2 separate regions of the Homo sapiens genome follow, and region 2 is linked to region 1. Evidence: read pairs that join two places in POLR2A ChIA-PET (ENCODE). Cell type or tissue: MCF 10A. All regions are shown on one strand. Links, peaks and the distances in the headings refer to the core of each region. The heading gives the core; the rest is flanking DNA.

Region 1 (2,910 bases), core at 112-2,611:
ACGCCTGTAATCCCAGCACTTTGGGAGGTCGAGGTGGGCAGATCACAAGGTCAGGAGATCGAGACCATCCTGGCTAACACAGGGAAACCCCGTCTCTACTAAAAACACAAAAAATTAGCCGGGCGTGGTGGCGTGTGCCTGTAGTCCCAGCTACTCGGGAGGCTGAGGCAGGAGAATGGCGTGAACCCGGGAGGCGGAGCTTGTAGTGAGCCGAGTTCGCACCACTGCACTCCAGCCTGGGTGACAGAGCGAGACTGTCTCAAAAAAAAAAAAAATAATAATAATAAAAAGTAAAACAAAACAAACAAATGAATAAAAGGATCACTCAGAGTGTGGTTGCTCACACATGTAATCTCAGCACTTTGGGAAGCTGAGGGAGGATCCTTTGAGTCCAGGAGTTTGAGACCAGCCTAGGCAACATAGTGAGACCCCATCTTGTGTCTACAAGAGTTTAAAATGTTAGCCGGGCATGGTGGCATGCACCTATAGTCCTAGCTGCTCAGAAGCCTGAGGCAGGACAAATACTTGAGCCCAGGAGGTTGAGGCTGCAGTGAGCGGTGATTGCGCCATTGCACTCTGGTCTGGGCAACAGAACGAGAGGCTGCCTCAAAAACATAATAAAAGAAAGAGAATCACGTCCAGTGTGAAGTTCGTACTCTGGGGAAGGGTCCTTGGTTCTAAGTAACAAGGACACATAGGGCCCCTCTTAGGGAAGCAGGATGTGAGGGACACAGGAACACACCTCCCCAAGTCCCCGTAGGAAGAGAGCAGACTTGAGATCTGAACTCCACTTACTGAAGGACTATTATGCAATAAAGGGAATAGACCTAGTCTTTGTGGCTCCAGAGATGAGGACGACTACAGAGAGCATTCCCAGGGAGGCCGAGGGCATCTCAGTTTCAGAGAAGAAACCATTTCCAAGATGACATGGTGTTTCCATGTCATCTTGGTTCAGGAGGGGCTGTTCTGGAGAGGCTGGGGGCCCTCTGTAGGAGGGTCTGGAGAATTCCAACATCTGAAGGCTGCAGTTCGGGGCTTTACCGTAAACACACACACACACACACACAATATACACACACTATATATATGCATATATGTATGCATATATGTATAATATATATTTAAAGCAAACTAAACTTACTTTCCATTCGTTTAAGATCTTTAGAATATCTCTGAGATTATTTGTGAAACCTCAAGATTAAAAAAATAACAACGACAAGAAACAAGGCTAAGAATCAACATCCCAGGCTCCTGCCTCTTATTCTATTAACCACAGAAATTAAGTTCCGCAAAGACAAAGATGCTTCTGTTACTTCCCAATTAGTCTGCCCTGTTTGGACACAGTCCCAGACCTCATACCCCGGAGCCTACGCACGGACTCCTGGCAAGAGAGGCGCCATCCCAGGCCCAGTGCCAGGGCTCCTCTCTCGGTCCTGTCCTCAGGGTGTCCTTGGGCTCCTTCTGGACAGAGGCTCTTCCCTCTCCTGCCAGGTCCTCAGATCCGAACTCCCTAAGCAGGGGCTTATGTCTTGCCAGTGCTTCTTGTTTTTCTTTTTCTTTTTTTTTTTTTTGAGACGGAGTCTCGCTCTCTCAAAAAAAAAAAAAAAAAAATCAAATGGGAACACTTCAGCTATGACAGGAAATATCTTCTCTATTTACATAGGGCATATGCCGAGTACATGATTTTGTAACTTTATTTCATCCTCTTCATTTACCTAGGGTGTATACCAAGTAACCAATGGAAACCTCTAGAGGGTATTTAAACCCCAGAAAATTCTGTAACAGGGCTTTTGAGCCCTTATGCTCAGCCTGCTCCCACCCTGTGAGTACTTTCTTTCTTTTTTTTTTTTTTGAGACTGAGTCTCGCTCTATCGCCCAGGCTGGAATGCAGTGGTGCGATCTCAGCTCACTGCAGTCTCCGCCTCCCAGGTTCATGCCATTCTCCTGCCTCAGCCTTCCGAGCAGCTGGGATTATAGGTGCCCGCCACCACGCCTGGCAAATTTTTTGTATTTTTAGTAGAGATGGGGTTTCACCATGTTAGCCAGGATGGTCTCGATCTCCTGACCCCAAGTGATCTGCCCGCCTCGGCCTCCCAAAGTGCTGGGATTACAGATGTGAGCCACCATGCTCTGCCTTCTACAAAAATTTTTAAAAATTAGTGGGACATGGTGGCATGCACCCATAGTCCCAGCTACTCTGGAGGCTGAGAGAGGAGGCTCATTGGAGCTGGGGAGGCCAAGGCTGCAACAGTAAGCTATGATGGTGCCACTGCACTCCAGCCTGGGTGACAGAGTGAGACCCTGCCTTAAACAAACAAACAAATTGCACCTACTTTTTTTTTTTTTTTTGAGAAGGAGTTTCGCTCTTGTTGCCCCAGGCTGGATGCAATGGTGTGATCTCAGCTCACTGCAACCTCCACCTCCCAGGTTCAAGCAATTCTCCTGCCTCAGCCTCCTGAGTAGCTGGGATTACAGGCATGCGCCACCACGCCCGGCTAATTTTGTATTTTTAGTAGAGATGGGGTTCCTCCATGTTGGTCAGGCTGGTCTCGAACTCCCGACCTCAGGTGATCCACCCACCTCGGCCTCCCAAAGTGCTGGGATTACAGGCGTGAGCCACTGTGCCTGGCCCTGCACCTACATTTTAACAGAATTCAGGCCCCTCCCATAATCCTAATCTTGTGGACTTTCATTAGTTTTGCAAAGGTGGTCAAAGGTGGTTTTCTGTCCGTGAGCAAGAAGGGGGTTAGTTTTAGAGAGGGACTATTATCATCTTTGCTTCAAAGTTAAACTATAGACTGAATTCCTCCCGTGGTTAGCTTGGCCTATGCCCAGGGATGAGTGAAGACAGCCAGCCTGTGAGGCTCGAAGCAAGATGGAGTCAGCCAGGCTAGACTTCTCACTCTGTCA
Region 2 (2,910 bases), core at 308-2,807, 55 kb before region 1:
AAAAAAATCTAAGGAATAAATATATGTTGAAGGAGAAAGTTAACACACAAAAAGACATTTATAGAATGGCACCATTCATATGAATTATAAAAACATACTAAACAGGCTGGGCGTGGTGGCTCACACCTGTAATCCCAGCACTTTGGGAGGCAGAGGCAGGCAGATCACGAGGTCAAGAGATCGAGACCATCCTGGCAAACACAGTGAAACCCCGTCTCTACTAAAAATATTTTTTAAAAAAATTAGCCAGGCATGGTGGCAGGCACCTGTAGTCCCAGCTACTCAGAAGGCTGAGGCAGGAGAATGGTATGAACCTGGGAGGTGGAGCTTGCAGTGAGCCGAGATCGCGCCACTGCACTCCAGCCTGGGGGACAGATCAAGACTCCATCTCAAAAAAAAAAAAAACATACTAAACAATGCCATATGTACTCTATGGATATATATAAGTACACACATCTTCTCTAAGAAGAGTGAAACCAACTTCAGGATCAGTTACCTCTGGGGAGGGTGGCAGGAAGGCAATGTGAGAAGAATCTTTTTTTTTTTTTTTTTTTGAGACAGTCTTGCCCTGTCTCAATGGCACAATCTCGGCTCACTGCAAACTCCACCTCCTGGGTTCAAGTGATTCTCCTGTCTCAGGCTCCCAAGTAGCTGGGACTACAGGCACACGACACCACACCTAGCTAATTTTTGTATTTTTAGTAGAGATAGGGTTTCACCATATTGGTCAGGCTGGTCTCGAACTCCTGACCTGAGGTGATCCACCCACCTCAGCCTCCCAAAGTGCTGGGATTACAGGCGTGAGCCACTGTGCCTGGCCGAGAAGAATCTTTTGGCTGTAGTTGTAATATCTTATTTATTTATTTTTTGAGATGGAGTCTCGCTCTGTCACCCAGGCTAGAGTGCAGTGGCACGATCTTGGCTCACTGCAAACTCCGCCTCCCAGGTTCAAGGAATTCTCCTGCCTCAGCCTCCCGAGTAGCTGGACTACAGGCATGTGCCACCATGCCCGGCTAACTTTTTATTTTTAGTAGAGATGAGGGTTCACCATCTTGGCCAGGCTGGTCTCAAACTCCTGACCTTGTGATCCGCCCGCCTCAGCCTCCCAAAGTGCTGGGATTTCAGGCGTGAGCCACCACGCCCAGCCTTATTTATTATTTTTGAGACAGTGTCTCACTCTGTCACCCAGGCTGGGGTGCAGTGGTGCAATCTCATTTCAGTGCAGCCTCACCTAACTGGCTCAGGTGATCCTCTCACCTCAGCCTCCTGGGTAGCTGGGATTACAGGCATGCACCACCACACCCAGCCATATTTTATTTATTTAGAAACTATCTCAGGCTGGGCACAGTGACTCATGCCTGTAATCCCAGCATTTTGAGAGGTGGAGGTGGGCAGATTGCTTGAGCTCAGGAGTTCGAGACCAGCCTGGGCAACATAGAAACCCCATCTCTACAAAAAATAGAAAAACTAGGCCGGGTGCGGTGGCTCACGCCTGTAATCCCGGCACTTTGGGAGGCCAAGACAGGTGGATCACCTGAGGTCAGGAGTTTGAGACCAGCCTGACCAACATGGTGAAACCCCATCTCTACTAAAAATACAAAATTAGCAAGGCATGGTGGTGGGTGCCTGTAGTCCCAGCTACTTGGGAGGCTGAGGCAGGAGAATCACTTGAACCTGGGAGGCGGAGGTTGCAGTGAGCTGAGATCGTGCCATTGCACTACAGCCTAGGTGACAAGAGCAAAACTCCATCTCAAAAACAAAAAAAAAAATTTTTTTTTAATTAGCCGTGTGTGGTGGTACACGCCTGTGATCTCAGCTACTCGGGAGGTAGACGTGGGAAGATCTCTTGAGCCCAGGAGTTTAAGGCTGAAGTGAGCCATGATCTTACCACTGAGCTCCAGCCTGGGAGACAGAGTAAAAAAAAGAGTGTCGTCCACGTTTATTTTTAAATTTTTTCTTTTTTTTTGAGACGGAGTTTCACTCTTGTTGCCCGGGCTAGAGTGGAATGGCGCGATCTCAGCTCACTGCAGCCTCCACCTCCTGGGTTCAAGTGATTCTCTTGCCTCAGCCTCCTGAGTAGCTGGGATTATAGGCACCCACCGCCACCCCCAGCTAATTTTTTGTATTTTCAGTAGAAATGGGGTTTCATCATGTTGGCCAGGCTAGTCTCAAACTCCTGACCTCAGGTGATCCACCCACCTCGGCCTCCTGAACTGCTGGGATTATTGGCGTGAGCCACCAAGCCTGGCCTTTAAATTTTTTTTTAACAGACAGGGTCTCACTGTGTTGTTGAGGCTTGAGTGGTGCACATTTTAAGAAAAAAAGGCGTAAGTAACTTTGTTTCCCAACGTCTAAGGCAAGGTTTCTGATTCTGATTCCAGGGATTCCTCAAGTGCCCATAAACCCCTGGAAATTATGTAAAAGGAATGCGAGGGTGTCTATGTATATCTGTGTATGTGTGTGCACACGGGTGTCAGCACGTGACATGCACATTTTTTGGGGAGTTAGAGCCACAGCACTTGATGGGGTTTCAAAGGGAGTCCATGTCTCAGAAGATGGCTACAAACCACTGCTCTGAAGGCAAGGTCATCCAGGGAATGGCTGCTTAGAGCTTTCCTCTCTCCACGGTGTGCGGACTTGGGAATCTGGCCGCTCCTTTTTCTGCTCACAGGCTGTCTTTCTGCATGCTTTCCACTGATGCGAGGGTGGGGACTTCTCTCAGCCCGAACCGTTTGCTCCACTGTCTCATGACATGAAAACAAATGTGCACGAAACAGCCCATTCATTAAAAGAATCATGCGAAGAATGACCTCCGCCTGCAGTAGTCATCAAATAACAGAATAATTCAGGGCTGGAGGGGTAGGGAGGGGACATCAAGATGCAGAGATCTCATTTGTCTTTTCATTCTGG

Evidence for each region. Peaks named below come from ENCODE experiments on the same cell type or tissue, not always from the same donor. Only the 100,000 strongest peaks of a DNase experiment are listed, where the experiment ranks them.
Region 2: POLR2A ChIA-PET joins it to region 1 with 5 read pairs; 14 of 35 experiments call an interaction of 5 or more read pairs at or near these places.

What each region holds. Positions count from the first base shown.
Region 1 is chr1:8,888,742-8,891,651 of GRCh38, forward strand. No RefSeq gene overlaps it. Among named protein-coding and RNA genes, the nearest start is that of ENO1-AS1, 11 kb to the left of the region's middle. In MCF 10A, for the core only: no CTCF peak of the experiment used is centred there; DNase peaks (open chromatin) are centred at 570, 820, 1,390 and 1,710.
Region 2 is chr1:8,833,698-8,836,607 of GRCh38, forward strand. No RefSeq gene overlaps it. Among named protein-coding and RNA genes, the nearest start is that of RERE, 18 kb to the left of the region's middle. In MCF 10A, for the core only: no CTCF peak of the experiment used is centred there; no DNase peak of the experiment used is centred there.